Regions from separate parts of the Mus musculus genome. Here all the other regions are linked to region 4. Evidence: chromatin contacts called from ENCODE Hi-C or POLR2A ChIA-PET data. All regions are on one chromosome and are shown on one strand. The core of a region is the stretch at or near the end of the contact, and the rest is flanking DNA. Distances in the headings are between cores, read along the strand shown.

Region 1 (3,762 bases), core at 624-3,123, 220 kb before region 4:
CAAGGTTCAGACTATTCCAGTTGTTTATGTGCCAACAACAGGAACAACTCAGCCAGGTAAAGACCTGCCCTCACTCCGCAAGTTCAGATATGTCCGTCTCCAAGTTACCACCTTGATTGTCTCGCTTTTTTTTTTCTCCTAGGTTCTTACACGGCCACATGTTCCCCCCCTCACTTCCTGAGCTCACGGCCACCACTAGTGCAGAGTCGGCTACAACACTGGTTATGGAGTATAAAACACTAACCTAGTAGTCAGCGTCCCTCTAACTGTAGAGGACTGGAGATGCCTAATCCTGCACAAGTTTAGTAGCTAACTACAAAACTAAACCTCCAGATCAAGTTTGTAGTAAGTATAAATAAAAGCTCCTAGGTGGTTAAGTCACGTGTGTAAAGATTACATTTCTGAGGCTGGATTCCCGAAGCCCTCGGTGTCTGTCTGTTCCTAGCACCACAAAAACCGCAACAGCAGTACACACCTACAATGCCATCACTTGACAGGTATCCTGTCACATACACTTGAAGCTACCTAAGGCCATCTCAACAACACACAGAAAAACAGTAACCCTCTGCTTCTCAGGCACTGGGATTAAAGCAGCCTGGGTACCATTATCCCTAAATAAAGACAGTCCCCACTGTCACACACCTTTGTATGACACAATGTTTCCAATAACCATTGCTAAAAGTTACTACCAAAAAGACATAGAAGAGTAAGCCCAATTATACACTATCACCAGTTTTAAACCATGGTCTAAGATTTATACAGTGAATCTAGATAAAAATGCCCCCAATGGACTCTAGGTGTTTGGCCACTTACTTGACCCCAAAGGGACCACTCTTCTGTTTGCCCTGGGATATGTGAGGCACCACTTGCTACCAGTTAAACAAGACAAACATTATATATCCAAAACGTGTTTATTGGGAAGGTTCCCACTCATCTTCAATCAGGGGCTTTCAGTGCTGCTTCCTCCTGAAGGAGCATCCTGGAAGAAAAAGATGCAAACGTTACTTCTGCCTGCCACTGACCCTGCCTCATCTGCAGAGTGCTAAACCTTCCTAACAGGAGTGCAGCTGGCTTTACCAGCCGGAAGCCTTGCATTCTACTCAGCCTTTCACCTTAGGACCCCAAAGCCAAACAAAACCCCAACACTGAGACCACTCACCTTCTGTCAGCCTTGCTTTTCCACCTGTAGGCTGACAGAGGACAGTGGAGCAGCCAACACACAAGACTACCGTTTGTGCATGGCTAAAGACCGTGGTGATTTTATAGCATCCTGGGAAGAAAAAAAAAGAGAAGAAAAATGTTAACTTCTTTTATTCCTCTCCAAGTTACCACTTCTGAACTCGTAATAAAATCAAAAATTAAGTTACAACCATTAGTACAGTTTAGTTTTCCCGCACAGCTGAAAACCACTTCCTTACCTGGGCATTTCACGTCCATAAAGTAGGAATTGGGGCTCTGCACCAGGCGCTTTTTCTTGTGTTTCCTCTTCTCCTCTTCTGGAGAGGGATGAAGGAGATCCTTTGCGAGCTAAAAGGGGCAGAAATGCAAAGACTTAGAAGGTAATGGAGGAAAGAGATGATGGGAAAGAGCCCCCACTGGCACACACCGAGGAGAACTCGCCCCTCGCCGCCCCTGGTGTCTGCGTAGCTGGGCCGCCATCTTATCTCCTCTCCGCTCCCGTCTACGCGGCTGACCCGTGGGCCGCCGCGGCTCTGGTTACTGTCCTAAGAGACGCAGAGCGCACATGTGGACCCTGTAGGACCCGCAATTAGCGCAAGAGGACCGTGCGGACCCAAGAGCGAGTTCTCTGTCGAAACCTGGACCAAGGAACTCACAGGCATGTTCTCGTAGGGAGGTCGTCACCGCCGGAAAGGAGCGAAAGCGGAAATCCTGTTCCTTATATCTGATATGGGACAGGAAGTGACGAGCCGTGTTGCTTCGCCATCTTCGGAAGGTCTTCTACTCTGTTCGAATGCAACGGAATGCCCGTTGACTGCCATTTGTAGAAGGTCCGTAAAGGCTCCTCGCGTCGCGGGCGCGTAGCCATGGTGAGAGAGTTAGCTTCTATTTTGAGTTCAGAATTTAGCTGCTGTGGCGAGAAAAATGGATACTTTTTTCTCACGTAGTTTCCGACTACGCTTTGACAGCTGGAGTGTGATGGGAACATCACAGGTGAACACCAGCGAGAAGCTTTTATCCATGACATTTTTAGTTATTGATAGTCTTTACCATTTTCCAGTTGGTTTGATTTACGCTGATTAATAATTCTAGACGTAAATAGGTTTTTTTTTTTAAAAAATGAGATACCTGCTTGAAGCTGGGGGTGTACTACGCTGGTAGGTAGAGTGCGTGCTAAGAATGTGCAAAGCGTAAACTGGGCAGGGCGCAGTGGTGCTGTCAGTGGCTCAAGGCTGGAATCTCAGAACTTCAGAGGATGAAGCGGGAGGACGAGGAGTTCAAAATCATTCTAGGCACTGGGCTTCCTAGCAAGTTTGAGGTCTGAGTGGACTACAGGAGACCCTGTCTGAAAAAACAACAAAATCAAATCCTGTTCATATTTGCTCCACTGCAGCTAACCCTATTGTTTACCTTTATTGTTTTGTTGTTGCTGCTGTTTTCCAGTGCTAAAGATAGAGCCCGACTTTGTATTCTTACAATTCTTTACCTTTGAGGAATAAAATCAAATATCCTTACACCACTTGACACGTGCATTGCTTTTAAAGTGCTAATTAAAGGCCAGACGAGGTTGGTCACACCTTTATCACTGCATTCTGGCAAAGCATGGAAGAGACTGAGTTCTGGCCAGCCTGATCTAGCAAGTTGTAGGACAGCCAGAACTACAAGAGATGTCTCTAAAAACCAAATCAAAACAAAAAGTATGTTATTTAACTATGGAGCTGCTGTAACCATTACCACATTGTACAAATTTGTGTGTTTGCTGCTCAACACAGAGGCAGGTGGATCTCTGAATTCAAGTGTCTATAAATAAAATAATAAATAAATAGTCCATGCTTAAATGAATGCATGTTGATTTTGGATTTTGGCAATATACATGGCAGAGATATCTTGGGAAATAGATTCTAGGTTTAAAAATGAAATTCATGGCCAGGTGTGGTGGTGCACGCCTTTAATCCCAGCACCTGGGAGGCAGAGGCAGGCGGATTTCTGAGTTCAAGACCAGCCTGGTCTACAAAGCGAGTTCCGGGACAGCCAGGGCTACACAGAGAAACCCTGTCTCAAAAAAAAAAAAAAAAAAAAAAAAAGAAAGAAAGAAATTCATTCCTTTTCCTAGACTGAAAATAATTTCTTATAATACTTGTACATCTGCAATTTATCATGTGAGCAGAAGTATGAAAATGCAGGGGATGAGGGGGGAGGCAGGGACAGGGTTTCTCTGTGTAGCCTTGGCTGTCCTGGAGCTCACTCTGTAGACCAGTCTGGCCTTGAAATCAGAGATCCGCCTGCCTCTGCCTCCCGAGTGCTGACTCTAGTATGCCTGTACCACCAAGCTTTTTTGTTTGTTTTGAAGAAAGGGTCTTGGCCTCTGGCAGTAGTGGTGCACTCCTTTAATCCCATAACTTAGGAGGCAAGGCAGATCGGTGAATTTGAAGCCTCCCTGGTCTACAGAGAGAATTCCAGGACAGGCAGTCATCTACCCTAGTGGTTCTCAATCTTCCTTTTGCTTTAATACAGTTCCTCCATATTGTGGTTGCCCCAACCATAAAATTATTTCTGTTGCTACTTCATAACTGTAATTTTATT
Region 2 (3,874 bases), core at 1,331-3,830, 190 kb before region 4:
TTTGGGAGTACAGGGGGATAAAGAAAAAAAGTAAGAAAAAAAAAAAAAGGTGGCAGGTGGTGCAGGGAGGGGGGAGGATAAAGAAAAAAAGAAGAAAGAAAAAAAGAAAGAAAGGTGGTTAAATGCACTTCAAGAGGCCGAGGCTTCCAGACAGGCTGCTACATGCAGAGATGATTCAGTGGGAAATAAACCAGGCTTCTGTTCCTGCTAGGACTGGATGGAACTTCTGTCTTCATCTCACTTAACATCCCTCTTTTCCCTAAAGGATCAAGTTTTGCAGAGGAAAAAATAACTTCCTTAGTCAGATGAAGGTCAAGTTCAACAGATCTGTTTAACATGGAGACGAGAGTCAATAATGATGGATGCAGTTTACAGTTCAACGTCACTGAGATGATACTCTTCTGTTGGAGAATCTCCTACTCTCAAGAATTCTGCCCAACATTTTTTCTTTCTTTCTTTCTTTCTTTCTTTCTTTCTTTCTTTCTTTCTTTCTTTCTTTTTCTTTCTTTCTTTCTTTCTTTTTTGGTTTTTCGAGACAGGGTTTCTCTGTGTAGCCCTGGCTGTCCTGGAACTCACTCTGTAGACCAGGCTAGCCTCAAATTCAGAGCCTCTGCCTCCCAAATGCTGGGATTAAAGGCGTGTGCCACCACGCCCAGTTTACAGACTGATTTGATTGCTGAGAATCAAACTTGCATTCTCTGGAAGAACAGCAAACGCTCTCAAATGTTTAGCTGGTCTCTTTCCAGTCCCCTATTCAACTTTTAAAAGATTTGTTTTAAATTATGTGTACTTTTATGTGTGGGTATGTACACAGGCAGGAGGAAGCCATATTTATTTGGTCCCCATGGAACTAAAGTTAGAAGCAGTATGAGCTGCCTGACATGTGTGCTGGTCCTGGGACAAAGTGCTGCAAACAGCACTGTCTGCTCCTAATTGTTGAGCCAGAACTGGCCTCAAATTCATAAAGATCCTTGAACTCAGCAAATGTTAATTTATTTTTATTTGTGTGTGTTTGGTGCTACTGGACACATATTTGGAAGCCAGAGAATAACTTGTGGAAGTTGGATCTCTCTTTCTACCTCCTGGTGTGAGTTCTAAGACAAAAAGAAATAGATAAGCAGTGACCTGGTTACAGCTGCCGCTGAACGCCAGATCTGCCAACAGCAGGGACCAACGCTGAGCCCTAGATACTGCACCATTCCTTGAGGTGACCAGCCAGCAACCTGGTGGCAGGTTGACGACACTGGACACTTCCTCCATGGAAAGGACAATGTTTTGTTCTTATTGGAGAAAACACTGGATTTGCTTTTCCTGATTCTGCCAAAAACCACCATCCGTGGCTCCGGCCAATCCTGCTTCAGCCTCCCAAGTGCTGAGGTTACATGCCCATGTTTAGAAATCAAATAAGCCACAGGAGTCTAGGAAAAATCGTTTTTTGTTTTGTTTTTTAATTTTTTAAATTTATTTTTGGGCCCCCAATGGAAGAGCTAGATAAAGTACCCAAGGAGTTAAAGGGATCTGCAACCCTATAGGTAGAACAACATTATGAACTAACCAGTACCCCGGAGCTCTTGACTCTAGCTGCATATGTATCAAAAGATGGCCTAGTCGGCCATCACTGGAAAGAGAGGCCCATTGGACTTGCAAACTTTATATGCCCCAGTACAGGGGAACGCCAGGGCCAAAAAGTGGGAGTGGGTGGGTAGGGGAGTGGGTGGGAGGGTCTGGGGAACTTTTGGGATAGCATTGGAAATGTAAATGAGGAAAATACCTAATAAAAAGTTAAAAAAATTATTTTAAAAAATTAGGTATTTTCTTCATTTACATTTCCAATGCTATCCCAAAAGTCCCCCAGACCCCCCACCTTGTTTTGTTTTTTTAATCATAAGTTAATTTGTAGAAAGGATGGCTTTTATTTCATGCATCCATTCTTCCTACTTTTTTTTTTATAAAACTTTTTTTTTCCTTAGACAGGGTTTCTCTTTGTAGCTTTGGCTGTCCTCAAACACTGTCACTCTGTAGACTAAGCTGGCCTCAAGATCCACCTGCCTCTGCCTCCAGAGTGTTGGGAGTAAAGGTGTGAGCCACCACAGCCCTCTCATCGTCTTTTCTGTAGAGACTGGCTAGGCAAGCCAGGCAAGGAAATTTGTCCCAAAAAGGGAATGATTACCCTTTGGCCCAGTTAGGCACTAAAAGAGCCTGAGCTGTTAAGTGTCTGGGGCCAAGGCCAGACAGATACCCTGAGAAATGTAGGAAGAAATACTTGGAGTAAGGATAGAGAACCGGCCTTGCTCGCAGAGTTCCTAGCTCCCACTTCTATCAAACTCTTTCTGACTGGCTGGCCCCAGCGGCCTGCTAGTCCATGGCAGCTCAGGGGGCCCACCGCCCTCGGGTCTTCCCGCTAGTCCCCTCCCGGTTCTGGCTTCGTCTCAGCTCGCCGCCAGCCTAGCTTTCTCTAGTTTTCAGACTCTAATTGCTCGCAGCGCACGTCACTCTAGGCTAGGCTCCTCCCACTGAGCTCAGTCATTGGCAGCCTCGTGCGGGTACGCGGAGGCGGCGGGGGGGAGGGGAGAGGGGTGGGGAGGGGGTGGGAATTCCCGACGCGAGGCCGGAACCGAGCGACAGCAATGGAGTGAGACCCTCGGGAGGTGAGTGAGGCCTCGCTGGTCGCAGGGTCAAAGGCAGCTTCTGAGGCCTCCCAGGCTAGGAGCTGGGGTCTCCGTGTTAACATTTCCTCTGCTTCCTGCGACGCTGGCGGCCTCCGACCTGGTCTCCGAGACTTCCAGACGCCGCCCAGTGCGGGCAAAGCTCGTCCCAAGCCCCTCTTTGGCTATATGCCGAGACTACCTGTTATTTCCGGGAAATGGCCCTGGGGAGTGGGTAGTTAAGAGAGTCAGCCAGCCCCGAAGTTCCCCTGTTTCAAATCATCGGTGAAGCCATCCGGGACTTCTCTTCAGCTCCAACCTCCCTTTGCTACATGCACTTAGCAGACTGAGAGAGTGGTCTGCCTTCCTTAGGGAACCCCAGCTCCAGGTGCAGGTCCTACCTGGAGTCTGCACCTCATTTTCTGCGTGCTCCAGGTGAAAGAGTAATGTGAGATCTATATTGGCCTTCGCGTGCCTCAGTTTCCTCCTTGATGGTTCGCTGAACTTGGGGAGAGAAATTCGAAGGAGGAAATGCAATCCTGATGTTGGCGTGGATGAGTCACTTCAGCTGGGAAAGGCCAGAAAGTGGCTGGGCTGAGGGGAAGTGCATTCCGCTGACCAGCCTTCCCTTTTCCGTGACCCCTTCTTTCCTGTGACCATTCCCACCCATGCTAGTTTTCTCTGTATAGGTCCAAGAGTCACCGAGTTATCACAGCCACCATGGGGCCCTGGGGGGAGCCAGAGCTCCTGGTGTGGCGCCCAGAAGCAGTCGCATCGGAGCCCTCGGTGCCAGTAGGGCTGGAAGTGAAGCTGGGGGCCCTGGTGCTGCTGCTGCTGCTGACACTCATCTGCAGCCTGGTACCTGTCTGTGTGCTTCGAAGGTCAGGTGCTAACCATGAAGCTTCAGGTGAGTCTTTTCTGCTTCGGAGGTTGGGCGAGGTGACTGGGGTGGGGGGGGGGGCGGCGGGGGGGGGGAGCAGGAGTGGTCATGGCTTCTGTTGGGGTAGAAGGACTTTGAAGAGATTCATTTGGTTATATATAACCCCTTTTGTACTTCACTCTTGTTTAGCCTCGGGCCAGAAAGCCCTGAGCCTCGTCAGCTGCTTCGCAGGAGGAGTCTTTTTGGCTACATGTCTTCTGGACCTGCTGCCTGACTACCTGGCTGCCATAGATGAGGCCTTGGAGGCCCTGCATGTGACGGTAAGCATTGACTTCAACATGTGACCAAG
Region 3 (4,159 bases), core at 1,557-4,056, 140 kb before region 4:
TTAGACAGCAGAGGAACTTTGCATTGATGATGGACAAAGCTTTAGTCAAGAAGAATTTCTGGCCGGGCGGTGGTGGCGCACGTCTTTAATCCCAGCACTCACATCACAGAGTACGTGCCTGGTTGAGTGTACTGTAGGACTTCTGTAACAGTAAACCTTAGATCTACACTAGGTGCTTTATCCTTTGTTCAGTGACTCAAGAGAGTCAGCAAAAGCTGAAGATGATGGAGTTAAAATATAAACAAGCTGAATTTGGAGCTAAAATCGTGAAATCATTGGAACATTAGGAAAATTCTTATAGTTCTTGAGTGTATATATCAAATGCTATATTTTTATAAAAGTGTATTTTGTGTGTATAGATGTTTTGCCTGCATGTGTGTCTGTTTACCACTTGTGTGCCTGGTGCCTGTGGAGGAGGCCAGAAGAGGGCATCAAATCCCTGGATTACAGAAGCCACCCCATGGGTGCTACTTGGTCTTCTAGAAGGACAAGCAATGTTTTTTTTTGTTTTTTGTTTTTAACTGCTGAGCCATTGTTTCTCCAATCCTGAATACTATATTCTTGTTCTTGGCATGGCCCAGAATATTAAAGGTATGTTATTTTATAATCCAAACAATAAGCCTATGAGTTATATTCAGCACTCTCCTTGTACAGTTGGGTGAACAAGAGAATAGATTAAAAAAAAAAAAGGAATCTGTACTTGTACAACAATCATAGAACTGGTTAGGTTCAGAGCCAAGATCTAAACCTAAATACTTTAACTCAAGGTTATGTTATTTATTTATCTGGACACAATACTTGAATACAAATAGGTTTTTTGTTTGTTTAACCTTATAATACAAACTAATTGTATGGTCCAGGTCTGGTGACTCAGTATTGTAATCTCAACACTTGTGAGACTGAGGCAGGAGGATTGCCACAAGTTCAAGACGGTTTTTTTTTTTTTTCAAGACGGTTTCTCTGTGTAGCCCTGGCTGACTTGGAACTCACTCTGTAGATCAGGCTGGCCTCGAACTCAGAGATTCACCTTCCTCTGCCTCCCAAGTGTTGGGATTAAAGGCATGCACTGTCATGTCCAGCTCTCCATCATAATTAACTTTATTTATATAATTTGCAGTATTGGGTTTTGAACATGCTAACTAGTATTCTAGGACAACTCTTGTTTTTTGTTTTTTTGTTTGTGTGTTTTTTGAGACAGGGTTTCTCTGTATAGTCCTGGCTGTCCTGAACTCACTTTGTAGACCAGGCTTGCCTCAAACTCAGAAATCTGCCTGCCTCTGCCTCCCGAGTGCTGGGATTAAAGGCGTGTGCCATCTCTAGGTCAACTCTTAACAAATTAATTTTTAGGTATTTACAAACTGTGTTTTCCTTGCATGAATGTGTATGCACTGTAGGAGCCCCTGGTGCTCAGGGAAGTCAGAGGGGTGCTATGGAGCCCTTGAACTGGAATTACAGATAGGTACCTGGGTCCTCTGAGGAGCAACAAGTGCTTAACTATTGAACCATCTCTTCAGCCCCCCTTTAAAGGAATCTGAAACATCTTCATATCTAGCCTTGGCTAACCTGTGACCTCAGCATCCCAGTGGTGAAGTTACATTTGTGCACCATCATGTCAGGCTTACAATTTTATTTCCATAGTGATTTGAAAAAATGTCTTCTCTACTGTCTCTGGCACTAGTTAGATCTGACTTTTAATCATTGCTCAGTTGCTGTCTACCTTTGGCAAGTTGCTTAATCTGACCCTGTTCCTTAGTACACATGGGTTAAAATCTCAAGTCTGTCACATGTGTAACTTTGTCTTTTAATCGATACCTTATTGTCCTCATCTGTAAGATAGGATGGCCAGTACTTGCCTCACAGAGAGTAAGAATTCATTGTTCTTGTTCCCCCAAAAAGTTATTATTCTTTCAATGTGTTTATTTTTGTGATAATTAGTTCTCATTTCTAGGGCGCTCAGAAAGAATATTCATGGTGTTCTAGAAACGTAGAATGTAGGCGGGTCTAACCTCTTGGAGGAAGTAGGAGATAGCCAGGCTAGCAAAAGAACCCGGGCCTTGACTTAGCTAGTGCAATAGGGTGGGGTGGGAAGCTGTATCCTCACTGTGAACAGAAAAAGACCAGATCCCAGAGTATACACCATAAATTCAGTACATTTAGCTAATTGTTTGTTTTTTCTTTGTGCTGTTACGGTACAACCAGGAAAGGACCGGTCAGAAGTAAATTAACACACGAGTCCCAAGGCCTTGGGCAGAACGGGGCAGGCCACACCCCAGAAAGACAAGGCCAGAGCTCCTAAAGCTAGTCCTGTCCTTAAATTCATGGATTCTGTCGCGATGAAACACCACCCACCCAAACACAGAGCCCAGCGCCGTTCCCGGTCTCCATCTTTAGACGAGAAAGAATGAGAGCCTGTCAAAGGAGAATCCCGGTTTTAAGAGACTAGGTGGTACGGCGGCTGCCAGGGGACCAAAACGTCTACAAGGTAAAGCTGCAGCCTGAAGCGATTTTTTGACCCCCGACACTTAATGGGCTGTCGAAGACCCGGATGTGTCTGGGACTGGCCGAGGTACCCATTAACGCGCCCCCGCTAGACCATCCCCCTTCTCCATTTATGATTGGATTTTCTTAACGCCAATCACTACTTCTCCAGCCACCCATTCCTCAAGGGTGGGGTGAAGTCTTGGTATCCCGCTTTCAATTGGTAGGAGCAAGAAGAGGAGGGCGGGTAGCCGGCTAAGTTCCTCCAATGGCCGTCGTGGCGTGTGGTTAAGGCGGAGTCAAGGCGCTTGGCAGCTGCCCAATCAGCGTCCTTGTTTGTGTGGTGCCGCCGCCGCCGGTGCAGCCGCCGCCGCCGCTGCTGCCCCTGTCTGTACCGCAGTGTCTGCTCCGCCCGCCCGCCCTCCCCGACCCGGCCCGCCCCCTCCCCCACCCCCGCTCCCGGACCCGCCAGTGGGGTCTGGATCCCACTGTGCCGTCGCCGCCTCCTTTTTCGACGCCTTCACAGCCGCCTGAGGAAGCGACCTGGTCGGGAGTTCCGCCGCCGCTGCCAGGTGAGGAGCTCTGGCCTAGGCCAGCCTGGCCGCCAGCCCGCCAGCCCGCCAGCCCGCCCGGGGGCGGTGAGGAGCGACGGAGGGAGCGAGGCTGCGAGAAGGCGGCGGTGGGGGAGGGGAAAGGTGGAGGGCGGGGGGAGGGGAAGCGCCCGCGAGCCGACGCCCGCCCGCGCGCCCCCGCCTGGCGTCCCCTCCCCCAGCCCGGCCCGCGCGCCCCCGCCTCGCGCTCCCCTTCACCTCTTCCCCTCCCCCCCGCGCGCGCGCCCTGGTCTTTCACTTAGGCCTCGCGCGACCCGGCTGGTGTCCCTTCGTGTCTTCGCTTTTTACTCTTTCTCCCCTCCCTCGCTCCCCGTTTCCCTCGCCATCCCCCTTTTCACTCAGTACCTCATGCCCGCCATGCTCCCCTCTTCTCCGGAGCGTCCTCCTCTCCGTGTTTTTAACTCTCCGCCCCCAGTAGTGCCCTCGGGGTGCGGGGGCCGCTCCCTGCACTGAGTCCTATGTTTGACGGCGGATAGGACGAAAAGGGGATCCTTAAGGGTGGAGGAAGCACTGGATAATTATCTTTATTGGGGGGGGGGACAGGCTCAGGAGTGCAGAACCTTACCCCTTTATTTCGTCGTCCATCGTTCCCTTGCCCTCCGTAAGAAAAGGGAATTGTCTTGACTTGCGTGGGTTACTTACCTCGTGTAGCAACTAAACCACCCATTTTCTCAGCTGGGCTTCTGGGATTCGCTGGATCTGTTTCCCAGTTCACTTCTTGAGGGTTGATGGAACTAGAACTTACTCTTCCGGACCAAGTCGGGACTTAGAGTACTTTTTGCCTCCTTGGGCTCAGTTACCTGAAGGAGCTAGTTACTCCTGTGAATGAAGAGATTTAGGTGTTAATCGCTGTCCCGGACAGCTTCCCCGCTCTATAAAGGTATGGTGCCCTCTTTGAGTTCATCCCCAGCACCAGATTCACTCTAAGCATAAGATGTTCCTTCGTAAGGACTGGTCCTGAGATGGAGGTGGCGGCTTTACTGGTGGGTAGGTAGCATGTGGATGCTGAAGTTAGCAGTGTTTCCCTGTTCTCTTCTGGAGAGAACCAGTGTTCTCATCTGGTAGTTACT
Region 4 (4,019 bases), core at 768-3,267:
TCATTCATATTCTCAGTCTATCTCTCTCTTTCTCCCTGACTCAACCTTCCAAGTGCTAGGATTACAGATGGGAACCACCACGCAAGGCAATCTCACATTTTTTCAACTCTGAGTTTACCTGCCTACTCTGGCATGTGATAAAGGACTGTGACATAGTGTCAGGGAAACAGCCTGTGAGTGAGGGGACAGGGCCTGTTCATTTCCTCCCCCTATCCTTGGGTAACCATGGAACTGAATGCTTTAGGCTTTACAAACAGTTCAACAATCATGCCTCCGTCTGTCCTACATCCTAAGTACGTCTTCCTGTGTGTAAGTTGTGGAAGTGGCTACACAGATCATCTCTAGTTAGTCAAGCACAGGGTGAGACCAAGCAAAGAAAAGGAAGGGACAAGCCTCCTCACTCATGTTCTGTGTCTGCCTGTCGTTGTTTTGTTTTGTTTTGTTTTGTTTTGTTTTCTGAGGCTGGGTTTCTCTCTGTAGCCCTGGCTGTCCTGGAGCTCTCTTTGTAGACCAGGCTGGCCTCAAACTCACAGAGATCCACTTGCCTCTGCCTCCCGTACCTCTCCTTCGTGTGTGTATGTACTCTCTGGTACTAAGGAAAGCAGTCCCCTATATACTGGCTCACCCCACTGCTATGACTGATATTACCAAACTAGATACTACTTACTTGTAAGTCTTCACTCACTCTATAAATGCTCGGTTAAAATCACTGACAAGTGTCTGTATCCACACACAGTCAATGATACCATCTAAGAAGAGGGGCCAAGTCTGTAGGAAGTTGCCAATCCTCAGACACCTGCCTGTAAACACATATATACTTTTCAACTTAACACTCTCAAATAGGGTGGATATTTTAGATAGCTATTGGTGTGTATGTGGGAAGAAATGAAAATAACTTTGGTCAGTACTGATGCTACATCCCTTCTGTAACCAACACCCCTCACACCCATTTTCTTAATAGCGGCAGCTGTTACTAGGGCAACCTGTCCAGGAAATTGACCCACACTTCTTCCTCCAGAAGCAGGAAGCAAGAGCAATGTTTCTGCCTTACAAAAAAAAAATAATAATAATAATAAATAAATAAAATAAACTTGAAGGCCTTTTCTCCCCACCCCCACCCCATATGCGATCCAGCATCCCTCCTCAACCCAATTCCTTACTCCCTTCCCCACCCCCCACACCTACCTCCTCTAACTCATCCTTGGCATCCAAACTGGTTGAAAGTAGCAGCCTCCCCCCTCCTGGGGCTCCTGCTCCCGCTCCTCCTCCTCCACCTCCCGCTGCTCCTGATGCAGCAGCTGCTACGGTCCCCTTTCCCTTCTGTAACTCCATGGCTGCAGCCAAGAGACCAGAAGAGGTCAAGGGAGTAGACGGGTGTTAAGTCCTAGAAATGGAGAACTCTGGCTTGCCAAGGACGAGGAGCAAGAGGAACAAGTGGGAGGGAGGCCGACAGGCCTGGCTTTCCGCACTCTTGCCTCCTCTCCTGCGGAGGGGGAAGGCGCGGGTTCTCTAGATGCTCCCTCAGGAGTGGCCGGGCTGGGGCAAAGCTTTTGCGCAGAAGTATGGTAGACTAAGGGTCTTGTGTCCTGCAGGGAGATAGGCAAGGCTGCCACCCTTGCAGAAGTGGAGGGGGAAACCCTCTGGCTTCTTATCCTGAAAGGAGGGGAAACCCTAAGTTTCTGCCTCTCGAGGCGTGGGAAGGAGTCCTGGCCCTGAATTGGGAGTGGGAAACCTTCCCGGCGGGATTGGGAAACGCGGTTCCTTGGAATCCGGCCCCTAGCGGGTGAGGATGCAGCAGGAGCGCTATGGGAGGACCAGCTTCTCCCCACACCACACAGAGGCGGCCATGGTGGAAGGGCGGGGGAGGCTGAGAGTGCCCGAGCGGGCAGAGTCGTCGCCGGCGCCGGAAGTGAGCAGTCGCGGTCCCGGGCGTCCGCCAATAGCGGCTTCCGCGGTGGCGCCAGGTCTCTAAGGAGTAAGCCGACGACGGCGGACTGGCCTTTTCCCGGGCTGCCAATTGTAGGGAGAAGAATTGAGTCTGGTCTGACGGGCAACAAGTGTGCCCAATCGCATCCTTCCTCTGCATCTGGAGGCGGGACGGGAGGTACGGAGTGGGTGCTACTGCTGGGCGATCCGGAAAAAGCCGGGCTGCGCCTGCGCGCGCCAACACGCATGCGCGACGTTTCCCTCTTGCTCCACTCCCTACAGGTGTTCGGAACGTTGTCCTTGGGTAGTAGGCTGGGAGGATGGAAACCTAGCCCATAAGTGTCTATTCAGGAAAAGGAGCTGCCGAGTCCCAACCCCTACGCAGTCGCGTAGCAAACGCCCTCAGGGTCTGAAGCTACTTCCTGAACTAAAAATGCTACACGCGGCCGATTGTATGAGCTCTTGGGTGTGCAATTATTAGTAACAATTTGAAAACAAAAAAAGTGCATTGATTCTCTAGTGCAAACCAAATAGTTAGAATCGTACCAGCACTCGCTTTAACACAGTTTACTAAGTGATGGGACCTCGTCTTTTGAGACTCTGGGACTGACAAATGTCACTGAAGCCTATTGTATTTACACACACACAATCCATTGAGAGTTGTGGTTTGTTGTGATCATAGTAGGGCTTGATTGTATGAGAGTTCTTTTACCGTGCGTCTCTCAACAGAACTTTTCATTTTTAGGCGTATGAGCCTATTGCTGTCCACAGCTCTAAGGTGGGTGTGGTAATATATGCCTGCCATCCTAATACGTGGGAAGCTGGCCCATCAAATTCATGTTCCCCTTCCGTCCCCCATTTGTAGATATAGGCCTATTTTCCTGCACTATCCATTTTCAAGGCCAGTGGGCAGGTAAATTGTTAACAATGTCCTTGGAAGAATTCCAAGTTCCATAGCTACTGTTTTGGGAGTGAAGCACTCTTGAACCCAAGCTGGCCTCACTTTTGTGGCATTCTTTCTGCCTCCCAGGGACTTCTGTATCCTAATTACAAATAAAATAAGACCCGGACTGGCCGATCTCCAAATACACTTCTGGCATTCTACAATCCTCCTGAGTAAGCTTTGAATAACTTCTAGGTAAAGGACTGATTCAGCCTCGGAACTACAAACAAGTCATTACAATAGCTTAATATAACCGGGACACATGTATTGGATGGAAAGAAGAAAAAGAAAGGGCCGGGCGTGGTGGTGCACGCCTTTAATCCCAGCACTCGGGAGGCAGAGGCAGGTGGATTTCTCAGTTCGAGGCCAGCCTGGTCTACAAAGTGAGTTCCAGGACAGCCAGGGCTACACAGAGAAACCCTGTCTCAAAAAAACAAAAAAAAAAAAAAAAAAAGAAAAAAGAAAAGAAGGAAGGAAAAAAGATGTATAATACTGAATATTCTTTCCATTTTTTTTTTTTTTTTGAAGTGTACTGGGTTTGTTTGTGGTACTGATGATTGAACTCAGGAATTCAAAATAGGTAAATGCCCTGCCAGGGAACTTCCATGTGCTTTTTTTAATTTTAAAAATTCATTTATTGTTTTTTGAGACACTTGTTCCTATGTAGGTAAGGATGACTTTCCTGATCCTCTCAAGAGTTAGGACTGCATGTGTGCACCACCACAATTGTGCTTTATAGCATCTTTAAATAAGCACTGTATAGTGTAGTGGGGGCTGGCGCTGGGGTGCTTGCCTTCCATCTGCAAAGCTGCATTCACTCAGGAAGTGGTGGCGCACGCCTTTAATCCCAGCACTTGGGAGGCAGAGGCAGGCAGATTTCTGAGTTCGAGGTCAGCCTGGTCCACAGAGTGAGTTCCAGGACAGCCAGGGCTACACAGAGTAGCCCTGTCTTGAAAAAAAAACAATAATAATAATAATAATAGTAATAATAATAATAATAAAGGAAGAGGAAGAAAGAGGAGTGAATTGCTGGAGAGATGGAACAATGTAAAAATTGTTTGTCCTGAAGTGCGAGGAGTGGACTTTGGGTTTCTAGAGCCTATATGTGTGTGTGTGTGTGTATATATATATATATATATATATATATATA
Region 5 (3,979 bases), core at 1,010-3,509, 160 kb after region 4:
CAAAACAGCTTGCACTCCCACATCGCTGTTCATCACCAGAGGAACTTGGAGGCAGGAGCTGATGCAGAGGCCATGGAGGAGTGTTGCTTACTCTCTTGCTTCCCCTGGCTTGCTCAGCTTGCTTTCTAATAGAACCCAGAACTACCAGCCTAGTGATGGCACCACTCACAATGGGCCCTTCTACCTTGATCACCAAGTGAGAAAATGCCTTACAGCTAGATCTCATAGAGGCATTTCCTCAAGGGAGTCTCCTTTCTCTGTGATAACTCCAGTTTGTGTTAAGTTGACACACACAACTAGCCAGTACACTCCCCATTCCCACCACACCTCTGTTTTCTTGCTGGGGCCTAGATGAGCTCAGGTATGCTCTTGGTTGGGCCTGGAGGTTCCTCCAGCTGGTGCTGAGACCAGTGCTACCTGGGAGGGAATATATGGGGTGGAAGGAGGCCAGATTTTGCCAAGAACAGGTTAGGACAAGTTCTGTTTCTCCAAAATGACAAATTGGAGGTCAGTTGGGCTGGCATATAAATCTCTACCCTGGGTGTCTTGACCATTTTAATTCCTCCTGGGTCTCTCTGCTATCTGATCTGGTGAGTACCTCTGTCCTGTAGAGGACTTGGGTTTCTATCTTCGTTCCATCTTGATCCTGGTCCTTGTAGATTTTCTTTGACTTGCTGGTGGGATCTCTCATTTGAAGGGATCCTCTCAGTGAAGATTCAGGTGGAAGGGTCTTTCCCACATTCTCCTTTGAGGGCTTAGGGGCTTACTCTGTTGCTTGTTCTCCAGTCTCTGTGTCTGAGGTCTCTGTGTCTCTCAGTTTAGATATGACTATTTAGGGAACTTTTTTTGGGGGGGGGTGGTTAGGCCTAGGAATAGGTCATGGATATGTGAGCGGTGTTTTTATAAGAATCCTGGGGTTGGTGAGATGGCTCAGCGGGTAAAAGCACTGACTGCCCTCCGAAAGTCCTGAGTTCAAATTCCAGTAACCACATGGTGGCTCACAATCACCTGTAATGAGATCTGATGCCTTCTTCTGGGGTGTCTGAAGACAGCTACAGTGTACTTACATATAATAAATAAATAAATCTTAAAAAAAATAAAAAAATATTAAAAAACTATAAGAATCCCCAATTTGAGGCAGATACAATGGAGCCGGCCGGTAATCCCACTCTCAGGAGACTGAGGCAGTAAAGTCATGAGGTCAAGGTCACACTAGGTTGTACAGTGACATGTCACAATCAATACTGAGTTGTTCTTGCTTTTGCAACGTCTCGGATTCTTTTAGGACTAAGAAGGCAGAGAGACAGGCTCTCAGTGCTTAGCCCTGCCTGGGTCCCTAGTCCTGTCTGTAGTGGCAGAGCCATGCCCAAGGCTACCTCCTGTGCTTTTCTAAGTAGATGAGGGTGGGACTAGCAGAGCAGGGCTGGCAGCGCAGGCTGGAGGCTTTCCTGACTCCAACACTGCCTCCTCTGGCCTTACTCTGGAACCCACTCAATATTCTTAGAGGAATTTGGAAGAGGTGACCCCTGACTTCTGACCGTATCTCTTCAGCTTCTAGCCTGACCACAAGACACTGGCCATTTAATTTCTTCAGTTCTAACTTCAGCCGAATCCTTCCTGTTGGAGAGGATGTTGAGTCACTTACATCCTGCCTAGGCCCTGACTGCAAAGAACCAGCACTGTGCACACAGCTAAAGCTCAGCCTGGTAGCAGGCACACCTGTCACTCTACGAGCGTCCCTGGTATGAAGAAGGAAGCACTCTTGCTTACGGGAGCTTAAGATGGCAGAGACTCTGACCTAGAGTTTGTGAACGGTTTGATCCCGTCATGGAGTCTTATACTCCTGGGCTGTTCTGATGATTATTGCCAGGTGATTCTGGGAGCCCATGGACACATCTGTGCTCTGCATTCCTGGCACAGATAGGAATCCAACTGAGACTCTAGATATCCTGCAACCCCTCCCCTTCTCATGCCTCTCCTCATCTCCCATTGGACACTCAGGCTGGAAGATCTACCTTCAGAGATAGGTCTTCAGGACACAAGGTTCTGCTCTAGATGACTCGCACAGCACAGGAAAGTTTAACGTCTGGTTACAGTGTAAAGTGGAAGTGTGGACCCTCGTCCTTAGACAGCCATACTTGCAGGGCAGAATGCAGGCAGGCGGTGACTTGTCATTCCTGGAGGGGCTTGGTGACACAGAAGCAGGCCTTGGAGACTGGACTTAAGGCGTCTAGTGACCTGCAATAGGTTGTGGATGTGATGGTCTATACCTTCCACAAGTACGCCAGTCAAGAGGACGAGAGGCTCAAACACAACAAAGGGGAGATAAAGGAGCTTTTGCGTAAGGAGCTGCTGAGCTATGTGGGGGTAGTGAGGCAGGCCAGGAGGGGAGCCTGGGCTAGGTAGGGCAAGTCTGTTCCTGCTTTCATTTCCAAGGTGCCTGCTAGTGCCAGTGCCAGGGTGGCACTGAGGATTTCCCATCAGCCCTCATTTCACAGTCCCTGGGGTGCCCATTAGGTCTATATGTGAAAGGGCTATTGATGGCTTCAGCATTCTTGAGCACAATGCTATTGGGGGCTCCAGAGTCTATCTGTCTAATCCTGTAATTGGCTAGTTGAATGGTCCCAAACTCAGAGAAAGGTAGCAGCTGGCCATGGGTCACACAAGGACATTATTGGTGGGCATTAATTTCTCTTTTTATTTTACACATTTATATGCCAAACCAAGAATGTATATAGAGAGAGTGGATTCTAGCCAAGACATACACCCTGGGGCATTTGCCAGAGAAGCGCTGTGACCTCTCAATTTGTCTCCTGCCCTGTACAGACTAATGGGTAATTATAGAGCTAGGTCTCAGAACTTAATGTATGAGGCAGGTCTTGCCCCCCCCCTTCTTCATTTTGGGTTAATTCTTTTTCATTGTTTTGGCTGGTATGGAAAGGTTTGTCTTGTTTGAATTCATCCTACTGATGGGGGGTAGGGAGGGCAGTGAAGCTCTGATTTTCTCATTATCAAGATGAAGCTGGGGCCTAGCAAAGATTAGTTTCTTCATACTCTGAGGAATACCCAGGAACCCCCCCCCCCCCACACACACACGCACACACACTCCAGTAGGCCTATTGGAGACACTTACATCATAAGTCTATCTGTCCTTCCTTACTGACCTTCTTGGTACCTCACAAGGGTTTCCCGCCCACGGTAGACCTGGCTGCCCATCTTGGAAATAAAAGCTGCACGCTGATGTCAGGGAAGGTGTTGGAGGTGGGTTGGGCAGTGCCCCACTCCGTGATGACTCCTGTCCCTGTCACCTTCAGGATAACGTAGATGATGAGAAGGTGAAGAAGGAAATGAACAACCTCGATAAGGACAGTGACCAGCAGGTGGACTTCCGGATGTATGCCCTGGTTCTGGTGGATTCTGCTATCTGGTTTAATAACTTCCTTGAGGGGTCCCCAGCGCTCCACTACCTGCCGTGGATCTCTTGGTTGAAACAACTCTCTATCTTTTTAAGTTTGTATTAAATAAACTTTTGTTAGTTTGCTGGTGGAGAGTATTATAATGGCTCAGTGATGCCTTGTGCCTTGACTGGGTCAGTTAAAGGCCTGGGAACAGAGGAGATCCTGGTTTCTAACACCTTCCGTACTGTACCCCAACTTTCTGAGGCCAAAGGTTCTACTCTTTTTTTTTTTTTTTTTTTTAGGTTTTTGGAGGCAGGGTTTCTCTATGTAGCCCTGGCTGTCCTGGAAAGTACTCTGTAGACCAGGCTGGCCTTGAACTCAGAAATCCGCCTGCCTCTGCCTCCCAAGTGCTGGGATTAAAGGCGTGTGCCACTACTGCTTGGCCTCAAAGGTTCTACTCTTTGGGATTTCACATGAATGAAATTTTGGGAATTGAGGTAGGCTGGTAACATTTTATTTGGTTAAGAAAGGTATTTTAAAAAGGAAGATTGGGAGCTGGGTGTGGCAGTGCAGATTTTTAA
Region 6 (3,753 bases), core at 1,040-3,539, 180 kb after region 4:
GGGCAGTGGCGAAGCAGCTGCCACACTTCTTAGGCCTCTGTGACCTCTCTCTCTGAGGCATGTGAAGTTTACCATAGCATATACATTTCCTTTTCTTTTTGAGATAGGATTTCTCTGTGTAGACTTAGCTGCCCTGGAACTCACTCTGTAGTCTCTTACCTGGCCAGCCTCTAGCTCACAGAGAGCCACTTGCCTCTGCTTTCTGAGTGCCCCCACACCTGGCCTGGCACATACACAGTCAATCCCAGAAACTGTTTTGCTATCCTGGAGCTAATAAAGGTAGAGGGGAGGACCTCTGGTTCATCTGGTGCTAATTAGGGGGACAGAGCCCCAGGGGAGGAGCCCAGTCTGGGGACCAGGATCGTGTTCCAGAGAAGCAGTTTCCAGCATCATGACTAGCAACATCCTGCATCCAAGGGAGACCTAGAACTGATTGCAATGGAGGGAAAGCAGGGTCTACAAATTTGCATCTCCTTGTTTTACCCTAAGGCTCTGTCTTCAACTTCCTAGTAGAGCCAGGGTGCAGGGACCAAACTGGGAGGAGGACATCTGGTGCCAGGCCAGGTTTTAGGGTAGGGGGCATGCTGGGTTCTCAGTTCCAGTATACTGATCTTACAGAGAGTGGTGATGTCTGGATCCTTTACCAGCTTGGCCTTACAGTGCAAGCAGGATAAGTCTAGGACTTAGCTCAGGATGATGCTCAGGGCCACATAGCCAGACCTCAAGCTGTTTTCAGTAGGAATTGGTATGAATTACAGATTATTATTTCTTTGGATGGGAAGATGTCCCAGGAGCAAAGGCTAGACTAAGCCTTCCTACTGTAATTCATTTGGAATATGGTCCTGTGGTAAAGGTGTGGGCTGGGGCTGGGCTGCTGAGTAGTCTCCTCCTCTTGGGCCCTTGTAGAAGATGAAGGAGAGCAGCATTGATAACTTGATGAAGAGCCTGGACAAAAACAGCGACCAGGAGATTGACTTCAAGGAGTACTCTGTGTTCCTGACCACGCTGTGCATGGCCTACAATGACTTCTTCCTAGAGGACAACAAATGACCAGGACACTGGCAGCTCCTGATCCTGACCTCTGCAGCCTCTTTAACTGCCCCTCCTATGGCCCCTGCCCTTCTCTTTCTCCCAGATGGATCCTTCCAGCAGAGAAATAAAGCCTTATCCATTACACGCACTGGTTTTAAGGTGGTTTGTGTCTTGGCTGAGGCAGGGGAGAACAGACATTTTGGACCACTAAGCCTTGGGCCACACACAGGTGGTCTGTGGATAGCAGGAGCTGGGCTCTCATCCCTCTTCACTGGCAGTCCTTCATCATGGACATTGTTGGAGGTGTCCTGACTTTGTTCTGCACTCCTGTAAAATAACAAAGCTGCCCAGACAGCAAAGATGCAGAGAAAACAAGAGAAAAGGCCGTGAGAGCTAGGAGGCCAGAGGGATGGGCTGTGGCCCAGCAGTGATGGTCCCGCAGGTCTGACTTGGGGATAGCCCGCAGGAGACCACCCCAGGAGCCCTTCTCCTCTCCCTTCCAGGAACACCCCTCCCATTACTCACTGAAGAGTGACTTCAGGATGCTAATCCCTCCCCACACCCTACCAACTTCCTCTTCTCAAGACTCCTCCCCATTACCCCCCCCCACCCCAGGAGAAAATGTTCAAAACTTTTCACTTGAGATGAGTAACTGAGAATGCTCGCTGGGCTTGGCTCTACTATGTGCACATTCATGCATAAGCTGCTCTAAGGATGAAAATCCAGGCAGTGAGTGGGAGGAGGCGAGTGATGTTGCTAGAAATTTATGGTTGGTGGGGGATGCTGTTTAAAATCTTTTAGACTGTGTTCTTTCCCCATGCCCCCTTTGATACAAGGCTCAAAATTCTACCTTTTGGGATCAACGTCTTTAGCTATATATCAAGATTTAGACCAGTGGTTCTCAACCTGTGGGTTGAGACCCCTTTCACAGGAATTGCCTAAGACCATCTGAAAACACAGATATACACATTAAGATTCATAACAGTAGCAAAATTATAGCTATGAAGTAGAAACGAGAATAACTTTATGATTGGGGGACCACCACAACTTGAAGAACAGTATTAAAGGGCCGCAGCATTAGTCAGGTTGAGTGAGAACCATTTCTTAGAGGATGTGGTAGACAGACTGCTTCCCCTCCCTCACTTGGGGACCTTGCCACTAGAGGGCAACAGCATCAGTGTGGTTCCCAGTCCCCCTCACACTGATGCTAACTTTAAGGACACTGCTCTCGGGCTGGCAGAAGGTTCAGCACACAAGCCAGAGTTTCGAGTCACGTGCCAGAAGGGAAAACTAAACACGGAATTAGAGAAAACTTGATGCCTCTGGCTTGCACTGGTCTCCTTTGGGCCCGTTAGGGCCCGCTAAACTCCCTCATTCCGCTCCTAATCCTGGACAGTCCAGGCAACAGGGGCGTGGAAAGTTGAGGGGGCTGGGATGTTCGTTTGCCTTGCCTCAGGCGCTGGGTGGGGTCGGGGCGTGCCAGCACTCCCTGGGCGGACCTCACGGATGCTGGCCACTATAAGGCCGGCCAGACTGCGACACATTCCATCCCCTCGACCACTCCTTTGGCGCTTCGCTGTCGACCGTGCGGTGAGCTCTCGCTGGGGGGTCCCTCTAGGGTCTTTCTGCTCCTGGGCAAGGGGTTAAGCCACTTCCTTCCCCCGTCAGCCTCTGCAGGCTCAGTGGGTGGAATGCATTGGGATCCAAGTTTTCGGAGCCCAGGGAGGCAGGGAGAGCCATGATTAGGTGGGTTGTATCAGGCAAACCCAGAGGCTAATGCATCCCTATGGGGCGGCAACCTGAGTCTGCTCTTCTGGGGTGCAGGAGGGTTTGCCCTGGGTGTGTCATCGTCCCAGTGTGTGGCTATGTCAGGAGGTGCCCAGGGGCACTCTCCATTCTCTTCCTTGCTCAGTCATATGCCCTAGTTCTCTTGGAAGCCCTGGAGGACAGTGCTCACAGATCCCAAAGCCCCTTCCATTCTTATATCCCTCACCTAAGTTGCCCCGGCTGCCACCTGTGTTGGCTTGAGACTGACTGCCTCAGGCAGGGGGGTGGTGAGAGAACTCTCTGCTATCAGCAGCACTGACTAGCCCCTCTGTCAAACAGCTTCTTCTAGCCCAGTGATCAGTCATGGCATGCCCTCTGGATCAGGCCATTGGCCTTCTCGTGGCCATCTTCCACAAGTACTCTGGCAAGGAAGGTGACAAGCACACCCTGAGCAAGAAGGAGCTGAAGGAGTTGATCCAGAAGGAGCTCACCATTGGCTCCGTGAGTAGCCCCTGTCCCGGTTCCCCCTCCTGCCTCTCATCTGAGTGGCATTTAATCACAGTTCCTGATCTTACTTCCTGTGGAGGGATGCTCGTATGCCTCCATGCTGCCCTGTCCCCTGAGGGAGGAGCAGGGGCTGAGGAGAGTAAATCAAGGTAAACCCAAGCTGAAGGCCCATCTTTGGTCCCAACGAGCACTTGTTTGAGAGAGGACTTCCAGGGAAGGGGTAAGGAATCTAGGGTGTTGGCCACCACTGAGTGTGGACTTCTCCTTCTTAATGTATTAGAAGCTGCAGGATGCTGAAATTGCAAGGCTGATGGATGATCTGGACCGTAACAAGGATCAGGAAGTAAACTTCCAGGAGTATGTCGCCTTCCTGGGGGCCTTGGCTTTGATCTACAATGAAGCTCTGAAATAAAATGGGACCGTTGAGATGACTTCCGGGGGCCTCTC

The links. Hi-C counts contacts between places; a loop is a spot of excess contacts on that map. ChIA-PET counts read pairs that join two places held with the same protein, here RNA polymerase II (POLR2A).
Region 1: POLR2A ChIA-PET joins it to region 4 with 11 read pairs in Patski. The contact joins the promoter of Rps27 here to the promoter of Ints3 in region 4. POLR2A ChIA-PET finds 5 or more read pairs at or near these places in 2 of 5 experiments (Patski and embryonic stem cell).
Region 2: POLR2A ChIA-PET joins it to region 4 with 13 read pairs in Patski. The contact joins the promoter of Slc39a1 here to the promoter of Ints3 in region 4. POLR2A ChIA-PET finds 5 or more read pairs at or near these places in 3 of 5 experiments (Patski and embryonic stem cell).
Region 3: POLR2A ChIA-PET joins it to region 4 with 13 read pairs in Patski. The contact joins the promoter of Gatad2b here to the promoter of Ints3 in region 4. POLR2A ChIA-PET finds 5 or more read pairs at or near these places in 3 of 5 experiments (Patski and embryonic stem cell).
Region 5: POLR2A ChIA-PET joins it to region 4 with 12 read pairs in Patski. The contact joins the promoter of S100a2 here to the promoter of Ints3 in region 4. POLR2A ChIA-PET finds 5 or more read pairs at or near these places in 2 of 5 experiments (Patski and embryonic stem cell).
Region 6: POLR2A ChIA-PET joins it to region 4 with 14 read pairs in Patski. The contact joins the promoter of S100a6 here to the promoter of Ints3 in region 4. A Hi-C loop is called at or near these places in 1 of 37 maps with a recorded cell type or tissue (v-Abl transformed pro-B cells). POLR2A ChIA-PET finds 5 or more read pairs at or near these places in 1 of 5 experiments (Patski).

The regions. Positions count from the first base shown.
Region 1 is chr3:90,211,775-90,215,536 of GRCm38, forward strand. Rps27 (ribosomal protein S27) reads right to left here and starts at 1,874. Exons shown (of 4, transcript NM_027015.4): 1 at 1,836-1,874; 2 at 1,419-1,527; 3 at 1,160-1,270; 4 at 893-979. The coding sequence starts at 1,841. The coding sequence ends at 951. It overlaps Nup210l (nucleoporin 210-like), which reads left to right. Exons shown (of 40, transcript NM_029937.2): 39 at 1-56; 40 at 143-377. The coding sequence ends at 243. It also overlaps a transcript of Rab13 not described here.
Region 2 is chr3:90,245,612-90,249,485 of GRCm38, forward strand. It overlaps Slc39a1 (solute carrier family 39 (zinc transporter), member 1), which reads left to right and starts at 2,581. Exons shown (of 4, transcript NM_013901.2): 1 at 2,581-2,648; 2 at 3,335-3,552; 3 at 3,715-3,845. The coding sequence starts at 3,366.
Region 3 is chr3:90,290,375-90,294,533 of GRCm38, forward strand. Gatad2b (GATA zinc finger domain containing 2B) reads left to right here and starts at 2,807. Exons shown (of 11, transcript NM_139304.3): 1 at 2,807-3,050.
Region 4 is chr3:90,431,619-90,435,637 of GRCm38, forward strand. Ints3 (integrator complex subunit 3) reads right to left here and starts at 2,018. Exons shown (of 30, transcript NM_145540.3): 1 at 1,186-2,018. The coding sequence starts at 1,332.
Region 5 is chr3:90,587,988-90,591,966 of GRCm38, forward strand. It overlaps S100a2 (S100 calcium binding protein A2), which reads left to right and starts at 2,260. Exons shown (of 2, transcript NM_001195760.1): 1 at 2,260-2,367; 2 at 3,315-3,521. The coding sequence starts at 2,260. The coding sequence ends at 3,521. It also overlaps a transcript of S100a3 not described here.
Region 6 is chr3:90,610,605-90,614,357 of GRCm38, forward strand. It overlaps S100a6 (S100 calcium binding protein A6 (calcyclin)), which reads left to right and starts at 2,290. Exons shown (of 3, transcript NM_011313.2): 1 at 2,290-2,622; 2 at 3,139-3,300; 3 at 3,587-3,753. The coding sequence starts at 3,163. The coding sequence ends at 3,718. S100a5 (S100 calcium binding protein A5) reads left to right here. Exons shown (of 3, transcript NM_011312.2): 3 at 907-1,176. The coding sequence ends at 1,050.